2 separate regions of the Homo sapiens genome follow, and region 1 is linked to region 2. A link is a loop called in an ENCODE intact Hi-C map of the cell type or tissue named here. Cell type or tissue: stomach. All regions are shown on one strand. Links, peaks and the distances in the headings refer to the core of each region. The heading gives the core; the rest is flanking DNA.

Region 1 (5,368 bases), core at 286-5,285, 78 kb after region 2:
GTCATCTGATCTCTATATTGGTTAGATTCTCAATTGCAACTACCAGAAACTACTTTGCCTATTTTAACAAGTAAGGGATTTTCAAGAGCTCTAGATACCTTAGAGAATCATTAGGAGGGCTGGAGAAACAGAATCTAGGGTGATTTTTCCAGAACCCTCCAAATGACAAAGCAGAGTGGATCTGCCAAAGGAGTTGTTGCCTCTGCCAAGACCATGAAACCACCAAGTCAGATTGGAGCCTTCTGAGTCCATTCTGCACTAATTCTGGACTCAGCTGGAGTTGCAGAGCCACGCTGCTTCTGCTGTCCATACCAGTAAGCTGGATGTCCCAGGTGAACCTCATTTCCTCACCTACTTCCCTTCTAAACCAAGTCCACATGGGTGCGTCTGACTAGTAGAACCTAAATTGCTCAGCTCATCTTAGTGGCAAGGGAGGCTGGTAAATGTAGTTTTTAGATCTCCCTGGAAAAGAATAGTGACAAGATGACAGATACAACCTACACTCACATGAGCTTCCATTCTAACTGGGGAACCACAGTATTGCTCTGCATTTTCAGAGATTAGAATTGGTTTGGAGCCAGCGTCCAATCATCCCTAAAGGCCTGGGTATTTTCCTTCCCTCAGGAGTCAGCTATTCTTGTAAATACCCACAGATTCCTATGGGAAGGTCAGGGTGGCAACCCCTGCCTTCTGGACACCCAGGTTCTTGTCTGGTGTCCAGGAAGAATCAGGTCACATGAACTGTTTGAAAGGTGATGAATGCAGAAGATTTTATTGAGCATAGGGTGGCTCTCAGTGGACGTATAGTGCATGCTTGTGATGTTACTGCAGGGCCCTTCCTCAAAGCCTCCCCTTCATTCAGAGTTCTCTGGGTCTATGAGCCAATTCCGATTTTGGAATTGGAATCATGGGGCTCAAGACAGGTCTCTTACTGACCTAAAGTTTTCTTTTGTGGGGGCGGGGTAGTGAATGTGGCAGATATGGAAGACTGACTCACTCCTATCTGTTTCAACATCCTTCTGATGAGCTTTCCTATACTCAAGAGGCTGGTAATCTAAAATCTACCCTTTTCCAGATTCCCCTACAGCCATAGCTTAGGTTTTTCCAATCAGATGCACTCTGTGAGTCATGAGTTGAGTGGAGAGAGAAGTAGAGGGGGAAAAGTTAAATGCTTTTTCTTTGTGTAGGTCTGCCAGGTATACTGTATGGTCCTGGGGCCAACATGTCTGGTAGTGGCTTCCTGATTCCCAAGTTTTCTGATTGTGGCAGACCAAGAGTTCCCTTGGGGTCCACTTCTGTGGTGTTAATATGGAAGCCATGCCCAGAAGCCCAATATAGAGTCTGTTTCTTCAGCCTTCTAATGATTTTGCAAGCACCTAATGCCTTGTATTAAATTTATTTCTGTTAAGAAAGTGAGATTGGTTTCTGTTACTTAAAGCTGAACCCTAGCCGGGCACGGTGGCTCATGTCCATGATTCCCACACTTTAGGAGGCCAAGGCGGGCAGATTACCTGAGGTCAGGAGTTTGAGACCAGGCTGGTCAACATGGTGAAACCCCATCTCTACTAAAAATTCAAAAATTAGCTGGGCATGGTGGTGGGTGCCTGTAATCCCAGCTACTCGGGAGGCTGAGGCAGGAGAATCGCTTGAACCTGGGACGCGGAGGTTGCAGTGAGCTGAGATTGCACCCCTGCACTCCAGTCTGGGCGACAGAGTGAGACTCCATCTCAAAAAAAAAAACAAAAACAAAAAACCAAAAACCAAAAACCAAAAACCAAAAAACTGAACCCTGACTGGTGGTCTGCTCATGTATTTTTGTCCTAGAGACCCACCATCACAGACTCCTACAGATTTTATCCTAGTCCAGCTCTTCACCTTTGCCGTGTTGTACCTGAGATGTCATCTCCATTCAAATCAGGAGGCCTAATTCAACTGCAGCATATTTCATCCACATCCTCAGAGAACAACTGTTAACTGTGTTTTTCAAAGATGCTGTGTTCCCCCGATCCACGTATTTCTTAAAAGCCAGAGTCTGCACAGTGTCTTCTGGGCTCTCACAGTTGGTGAATGAGTGAATGGATTCCACGCAATAATTCTACCCCAACATTCCTGTCTCCCTAGGCAGTCAGATTCCTTTTTCTTTATTACAAAAAGGATTTTCTAGAAATAACTTTATTTCAAATAAGCCTTTATTGAGTTCAGTTTCTGTCATCCAACTGAGCAACCATTCTGATCCACTTCCAGATATTTAAGCTAGTAGCTGAACTTCCAGTCTCTGGTGAATGCTTGCACATTAACTGAGCTGGTTCAAAAATTCATTCCCAATCCCAGTCTTCACATTTCTGCTCATACAGGTTAGCAGCAGCTTGAAATTCTCCTGGTGTGTAAATCTTTTTCTCTAAGCTTTGTCTTTGTAATTGGCCTCTTCCCCCAGGTATGCTGGCATCTGGCTTATTTATAATTCTGAAAGCAATGAAGGGTGGTAGGGTAGAGTGTGAAGATAATTTGGAGTTTGGAGTCTATTAAATTCTCTAATACCTTCCTGTTCCAATTCTGTGGGTGTCCCTCTTTCCTGATCAGTGCTCTAACTTTTATATAAGAGACTTGGCAAGGTTGTGATTTCAACTTGGAGAAGTCAATTTTGAGTTTATTAACTACTTCAGCATTGTAGCTACAAGAAATGAGATATTTTTAAAGAATAATTGTGGACAGTCCCTGGTCCTCTGACTGTCTACAGAATCAGGAACTTAGAACTTCAAGTGTATTACTCCTTCTCTAAGCTCTTCAGTACAGTTAAAAGAAACAAGCCCACTCCAATTTAATTCACATGCTGTGGGCTTCTAGAAGCTCATTTTAATCATAGCCAGATTTTCACTGGCCCATCTAGGCCAGATAACCAAAGTGATTCTCATGTCATTCATTCAACAAACTTCACTGGATAAATATGTATCAAGCTCCTTTTATGCCAGGCACTGTCCTAGGTGCTTGGGATATATCAATGAACAAAAGAGACAAAGATTTCTGCCTCTATAGAGCTTGCATTATAGGTAAGGGTTGGGCAAGAGCAACAAATGTAATAAAGAAATAAATAATACTATACTTGAAGGTGGTAAGTGCGCAAAGAAGTAGGGAATATCAAGGGAGATTGGAGTGCTATGGCAGGGTGGGGAGGAGAGCAATGTTAAATAGGATGGCCAAGGTTGGGTTCACTGAGAAGGTAAAACATAAGCAATGACTTTGCGATGGAATAGTTGCCCTGACGCCCTTCATGGGCGGGAACTGGAGCACTTTGTTTTTTGTTTTTGTTTTGTTTTTTTTTGAGACTGAGTCTCGCCCTGTTGCCCAGGCTGGAGTGCAGTGGTGAGATTTCAGGTCACTGCAACCTCCGTCTCCCGGGTTCAAGTGATTCTCCTGCCTCAGCCTCCCGAGTCGCTGGGATTACAGGCACGGGCCACCAAGCCCGTCTAATTTTGTATTTTTAGTAGAGATGGGGTTTCTTATGTTGGGATTACAGGCACACACCATCACGCCCAGCTAAGGAGCACTTTGTTTCACTCAGCCTGTTGCTGGCCACTCCTTGTGGGAGTGAGTGTGTGAGCAAGTGTGGGAACCGGAGCAAATGAACGCTGGAACCAGCCGGTTGCTCCTCTCTGGCAGGAGCAGGCTCTGTTCGGGCCCTGCAGCAGCGTCCCTATTCTTTCAGCTGTGCTGTCAGGGGATGGCCAAATACCAACCAGTTCAATGGAGGTTCAGGGTGGCAGCCCCTGCCTTCTTGGCACCCAGGTTCTTGTCTGGCGTCCAGGAAGAAGAATCAGGTCACATAAACTGTTTGAAAGGTGACGAATGCAAAATACTTTACTGGGTGTTGGGTGGCTCTCAGTGGAAAGGGAGGATGGAAAGGTGATGGGATGGTGATCTTTCCCTGAAGCCCCACCGTCTCCGGCAGGGCCCCTCTCCAAAGCTGCACCATCTGAAGTTAGCCAGATCTATCCACAGTCTCCGATGCTCAGTTGCTTTTCTGCTCGCCGCTCAGCTGCTTATATCCTCAGTGCTCAGCCGCTTGTGTTGCTCTGCCAGCTGAAGTCTTTTATGGGCACAGCATGTGGGCAGGCAGGCCAAAAAGGTAACATTTTTGGGGAAAATGGGGTCCTTTAGGGCCGAGGTTCCAGGCTTAAGGGTAGGGTTTAGCCAGGAGCCCAGCCCTTCTGTATCAACTTGACGGAGTGAGGGAGGCAGTCAAGCGTGTGTGGGGACCACTCCAGGCACAGCAGCTAGTGCTGATGATCATCCTAACACACAGTGCCTTGAGCAGAGGAGTGACAGGCCACTTGATGAGAGGCTGCGAGGCTAGGAGCAGAAACAGAGAGCCCAGTGTGCAGGGAGGTGAAGAGCCCCTGGCACTCAGAGTGAAGACGGTCAGAGGTGGCTGGATTCTGAGCATCATCTGAAGAAAGCACTGCCAGGAGTTCTTGAAGGACTGCATATTGTAAAAGAAAGAAGTCAAGGAGGTCTCTGAGTCTTTTGTCTGAGCAACTGGATGATAGGAGTTGTGGGATGGAAGTTGGCTGGTATGAAAGATGGGGAGTCAGTTTCAGACATGCTAAATTTACATTGTCTTTTGGACACCCAAACGGAGATCTTTTAGAAGTCTCATGCCAGTAATCACACTTGTTACTAAATTCTGTAGCCATCAGGGTTTTTGCCTGCAAAGATCAGAAGCCACACTCTGAAGCCAGTTTGTTAAAGGATGTTAGGTAAGCCATAGACTCTCCAGGAAGAACTCGCAGGGAACAGGTTTGAAGGCAGCACAGCCCGGAGCAAGCCCACCCTTGCCACTATCTGCAGGTGCAGATTCAGTAGCCCATTCCACTTGGCGCTATCACCAAACTTGTGGCGCTGCTGCTTCTAGAAACTGGAGGTCTGCAGTTATTCCTTCCAGCATGGATTCCACCAGGTGCCTCCTTTTTTAGGACATTAGCTCCCAGCTTACAGGCTTCTGTGATGTGTGTGACTGATCATGTGTCTGTGCTCCAGCTGCAAGGGAGGCTGGAAGGCTAATTTCTGGCTTCTATAGCCAGGAGGCACAGACACTAGAGGGAGAATTCCTTTACAAAGGAGCTGGGCGACTAAGTGTAAGAACAATTGTCCACAAGGAAGGAGCAAGGACTAACACTGATTGCGCACTTAATAATGTTCCAGGCACTTCGCTAAGCATTTTATATAAGATAAGGGAATAAACCCTGTATCTAATCTTCACAGCAATCTCATGATGCTGTCCTTGTTTTCATTTTACACATGAGGAAACATTTTTAGCGAGATTAAATGACTTGCTGAAAAGGTCACACAGCTCCTAAGCAGTGGAGACAGG
Region 2 (5,368 bases), core at 57-5,056:
TGAGGGGTGCAGAGGGGAAGAAAGGCTGGGTCCACTTACCCCTGGGTAGGGGAGCCCCTGGCCAAGCCCTGGGTATACAGGGGGTGCTGGGGGATCCCCTTACCTCTGTCTCTTCAAACTGGGGCAGAGGCTCAGGGCACCCAGCAATGTTCCGAATCTCCCAGGGCCCTGGGAAGGTGGAGGGTGGGAGGATCTGGGTGGGGCCGCCTGGGGCCTCAGGATAGAGGCAGGAAACAGAATAGAGGAAGCAGGATTCCACCTGTGGAGGCGGCAGGTGTGGCTGGGTGAGGGTGCACTTCTCAGGCGATGCTGGGCCAGGGGTGGGAGTGCCTGGGGGTGAGCGAGGGGCAGGAGATCTGTGACCTCCAAGGGCCCTGCAGGTGACAGGGGCTCTGTGTCTGAGGGGTGAATGGAAAGGACCCCAGTGGGTCTTAGTGACAGGGGACTAGGGGTGGAATGAGGGTCTCTGGGGTTCTCTCCTCATCAGCGAAGCCAAGGTCTCAGCTGGGAGCCCGTTCTGGGCTCCAGGGCCTCTCACTTTCCCTGACCACCTGATACTGACCCTTTTCCTTGAGGGGAAGGGTAGGTGGCCATGTCCCTTTCCTGGGACCTTGTCTCCTCCCCAGTCACTGCTCAGGCTCCATGACCCTAACAATTCAGCAAGCACTCACAGAGCACCTGCTGCATACAGCCCGCGCTGGTTCTGGGCAGGGGTGTGGGGTATGGGGTGGGCACCATCCTAAGGGTTGACAGTTAATCCTTGCGGGGGCTCGTAGGAGCCAAGGCCAGCTGGGCAGACGGGGCATGACCTTGTCTTTTTGTTTTTTCTTTTGTTTTTTTGAGATGGAGCCTCGCTCTGTTGCCCAGGCTGGAGGGCTGTGGGACGATCTCAGCTCACTGCAACCTCCACCTCCCGGGTTCAAGCGATTCTCCTGCCTCAGCCTCCTGACTACCTGGGATTACAGGTACTACCACGCCTGGCTTATTTTTGTATTTTCAGTAGAGTCGGGGTTTCACCATGTTGGCCAGGCTGGTCTCAAATTCCTGACCTCAAGTGATCTGCCTGCCTCGGCCTCCCAAAGTGTTGGGATTACAGGTGTGAGCCACTGATCCTGTCCAGACCTTGTCAACCTTGTCAATATCAATATGCATCTATTGGCTGGGCGTGGTGACTCACTCCTATAATCCCAGCACTTTGGGAGGCAGAGGCAGGAGGACTGCTTGAGCCCAGGAGCCTGAGACCAGCCTGGGTAATATAGTGAGACCCCATCTCTATTTAAAGTAAAAAAAAATGCATCTATTGAACATCTCCTTTCCATAGGGCCCCAGATCATTCTACGCCCTCTGCCTCCCCACAACATAGTAGGGGTGATATTAGGGGACACTGTCCCCAAACCCTAGCTCTGCTCAAATTCCAGGCAGGTCCTGTCTGTGCTGCGCTCTCCAGCATGCTGGCTTTTCTGCACTCTCTGCAGAGGAGACTGAGGGGGAGTCAAGGTGGGGCTGGCACCCAGGGCACTGGGGGAAGCTTCAAGTTCTCCCAGCCACCTCCCTGGGCCTCCCCCTCTCCCACCTGCGCTGGGCTCCAGCAGCCTCTGGGGCTGGAAGAGCCATTGGACCTCTCCTTCTTTACCCCTTTGTCTTCCATGGGGGCCAAGCTGCTGCCGCTGCCGGGGCTGCAGGCCTGGGCTGCCCCTTGCGGGTGCCAGGGATCTCTCCCTGCTGGGGGTGGAGGACAGGCCCAGACAGGATGTGCCACAGCCCAGAGGACCTCTGTGTGGCCCTCCAGCCGGCCCCTGTCAAGCCTTCCTCCCTGGCTGGGAGAGTGGGAGCTGCCGAGGCCCTGGCTTCAGGCCCGGCTCTGATGCCAACATTGGGTTGCCCGACTGCCCGCTGCTCAAGCACCCTGTGTCTTGGTGTCCTCAAGGCACTGTTGTGAGGGTCTCAGGAGGAATGTTTGCATTTTCCTAGCCCTGGCCAGGGAGTGGCCCCACGCTCTGGAGGGCCAGGGAGGCCTTCCTGGGGTCCCACTTCTATCTCTGCTGAGATCTGAGCTGTGCCCTCCTGCCCGGCTGGCCCAGCTGGCCCGGCCTGTCCTCAGCATGTGAGGCTTCTCTGGGTTGGGGGCTAGAGGGGGATTCACAGGCAGTAGAGCCTCTAACGAGCAGTAGCAAAGGGGCCTGGGGGGGGGGTCAGTGGCGTGGGGAAACTGAGGCCCAGAGAGGAAGAGGAGCAGGCTCGCGGCCCAAAGCCTGTCAGGGGTGAGGAAGCTTGTGGGGGCTAAATGGTGGTATTGGGGGTTGGAGGCCTTGGTGATTTTAGAGGCAGAAAGAAGAGTAATAAACTCTCTGCTCCTTCAAATTGGGCCTCAAGACTAAGGTCTGGGTACTCTGGAAGTGGGGTTCCCAGGCAGGGTGAGCACTGGCGGTGTGGGCTCTACGGGGAGGCAGAGGGGTGGTGGCACCCCACGACCTGGCCCCCTCCCTAGGGCCCTGGCTTTGCCCCACATTTGCTGCTGGAAGGCGGGGCAGTCCCTTTTGTGAGCCCAGAGTGAGGCCCACCTGGGTAGCCCAGCTGGCCTAGGGGAGGATGGGGCCTGGGAAGGGAGGGGTTGTTAGGAGAGGATGGGGATGGGGAGGGTCTTGGTTTCGTGTCTCTTCGTGTGTGAGTGCCTGCTGGTGCAGTCTTGACTCTGGCGGCTCAGGTGAGCACGGGTTTTACTGGGTCTCTCTCCTCCCCGAAGACAGTCCTGGATTGCCAGGAAGTCCTTCCAGATGTCTAACCTCGTGCTCATGGTGGTCTGACCTTGCTCTCTAGCCTTGGTTTTGAACCTCCCCCCATCCCCGCCCAGCACCTTCACAGGCTGGGCGGGAGCAGTAAAATCAGGGCTCAACCGCTCTCTTCCAGATAGCTCCTGCCATTCCCAGCTGGCACAGTCCCCAGCTGGCACTTTCCGTGAGAGACCACCCACTATCTGAGCAGGAAGTCTTTCCAGCAGTGTGGTCTCATCTGGGAGCTCTGGGCCACATGGAAAACCCAACTCCCTCCCTGTCCCCGTATGCGGGCAGAGAGCCCAGGCCACCCATGCACTTCTCTCCCCTCTCCTGTTCCGCGGGCCCTGGCTGCCCTGGGAAGCTCCACATTCAGACAGGCCTGGTGCAGACGCCGGTGTCCTGGCAGCACCTAAATCATTAGTGCCGCGGAGATTAGGATACTAATCTCCTTGTTGGGTGGAGCGGTGCCAGCCACCAGCCTGCGGATCATGCTGCTCTTTTGCAGGGGCCGTTCCTCGGGGCATGACGCTGGCTCCTGCACAGATCCTGCTCCTCTGTGGCCTTCCTGGGCTGCCCTCCCCTCCTCCGGGACTGCTCTGGACTGACATTGCTCAGGTTCGGGTGAGGAGGGAGGCTGCCCTAACCCTTTGGCCTCAGACCCCTGCTCCCAGCCCCACCTCTGCTTCCTGTTTTGTTAGAGCCTTACTGACGTCATTATCTCTCCAGATTCCCTCAAAGACTTTGGGAGACAAGACTTGGTCCCCCTTTTACAAACGAGGGAACGGAGGCTCTAGAACTGACTTCCTGAAAGGCTTGGATCCAAAGCTCCCTCAGTTCAGCGGCCACGTCTATTTCCCTCAGACACAGGGATCCTTGAACCTGTGGGCTGTATCTCCCCGCGGACTTGGAAGAATCCCAAGAGAGTGGGGCTCCCACAGGTCAGAGGCTAATTCTGCCTCCTCTGACTGGGAGTCTCCACCAGGGCCACGTTGTACCTGGGCAATGATGTCAGGCCCCGATCTCTCCACCCTTACCCCAGGGCCCTGGAATGCTGGGTGAGGGGCCAGGCCAGCCTCCGGCTCCTGGCCTGTGCAGCCTTGTCCTGTGCCCGTGCTGGCTCCCAGGGCTGGGTTCTCCGGGCTCCCCACAAGAATAAGCTCAGCCTCCTAACTGTGGCTGAGGATGGAGGGTCACCCTACCCCAGGGCTACAGACCAGCACCACCTTTGTTTCTTTCTTTCTTTTTTGAGACAGATTTTTACTCTTGTTGCCCAGGCTGGAGTGCAATGGTGTGATCTCGGCTCACTGCAACCTCCACCTCCCAGGTTCAAGCTATTCTCCTGCCTCAGCCTCCTGAGTAGCTGGGATTACAGGTTCGTGACACCACGCCCAGCTAATTTTTGTATTTTTAGTAGAGATGGGGTTTTGCTATGTTGGCCAGTCTGGTCTCAAACTCCTGACCTCAGGTGGTTCACCTGCCTCTGCCTCTCAAAGTGCTGGGATTACAGGCGTGAGCCACCGTGCCTGGCCACCACCTTTGTGTCTGAACAGACCGCTGAGGCCCTGGTGCTCAGGCTGGGCTCTTGCTATGGAGGGGTCCTTGGGGAGGCTCTCAATATGTCCAGCCTGAGCCCCAGGCCCTGGGTGGGTGGGAGGAGGCAAAATACACTCCTGGGGTTTTGGCCTGAACTTCAAGGGCCAGGGTCCCAGCCCCACTTCAGCCCGGCTGTAACGGGCTACCCAGGGTCTCCATCCAGACCAGACTCTTCACCCGACCCATGGACACCCTGGTTGTCACCACTACCAGCATCTGCCAGTTCTCCACCTCTGGCTCTGTCAAGGGCCTGTGGACACCTGGCGGGGGTTTCTCCTGGATGTCATCTGTCAGTGTTGGGGGTGCCTTTCGCCAGCCTCCTGGGAGTCAGCAGCTGTGGCAACATGTCGGTCACCTCCTCCTGCTTCTTGGTGGGACTTGGGGGAGGCTACAGCGGTGGCTACACCTGTAACCTGGGTGGGGGCTTTGGCTCCAGCGTTGACGTGGCGGATGCCCTGCTGCGGGGGCGGTGAAAAGACCATGCAGAACCTTACTGACCACACACACAGCACACACATACACACAAACACCACACACAACCACACACACACATACACACACACAAACACCACACACACCACACACACCATCACACACATACACACAAACACCACACACACACCACACACGTACACACACAAACACCACACACACCCCACACACATCACACACATACACACACAGAAACACCACACACACACCACACACAGCACACACGTACACACACACAAACACCACACACCATACACATCACACACTACCCCAAACGCCACGCGCCCCACTCACACCTCACACTCCCAGATTCACACACAGGCGCATGCCCACCGATCGATACACACACACTAAAAGACTCCTATATACACATTCACACATAGCTCACAGGCACATCCACATACACACATACTACATACACACACACATACCACACACCTACACATATACCCACCACACCCCCAACACCCCCTCCACACATATTAGTCACACACCCCCCCAAACCCCCC

What was found. A loop is a pair of places that touch in the nucleus more often than their neighbours do. Peaks named below come from ENCODE experiments on the same cell type or tissue, not always from the same donor. Only the 100,000 strongest peaks of a DNase experiment are listed, where the experiment ranks them.
Region 1: it touches region 2 in a loop (3-fold over the local background); 92 of 110 quality-filtered maps call a loop at or near these places.

Annotation. Positions count from the first base shown.
Region 1 is chr17:41,555,415-41,560,782 of GRCh38, reverse strand. No RefSeq gene overlaps it. Among named protein-coding and RNA genes, the nearest start is that of LINC00974, 3.6 kb to the right of the region's middle. In stomach, for the core only: no CTCF peak of the experiment used is centred there; no DNase peak of the experiment used is centred there; H3K27me3 peaks cover 3,017 bases.
Region 2 is chr17:41,633,314-41,638,681 of GRCh38, reverse strand. It overlaps the pseudogene KRT42P. Among named protein-coding and RNA genes, the nearest start is that of KRT17, 11 kb to the right of the region's middle. In stomach, for the core only: no CTCF peak of the experiment used is centred there; a DNase peak (open chromatin) is centred at 3,071; H3K4me3 peaks cover 813 bases; H3K27ac peaks cover 1,671 bases; H3K27me3 peaks cover 711 bases.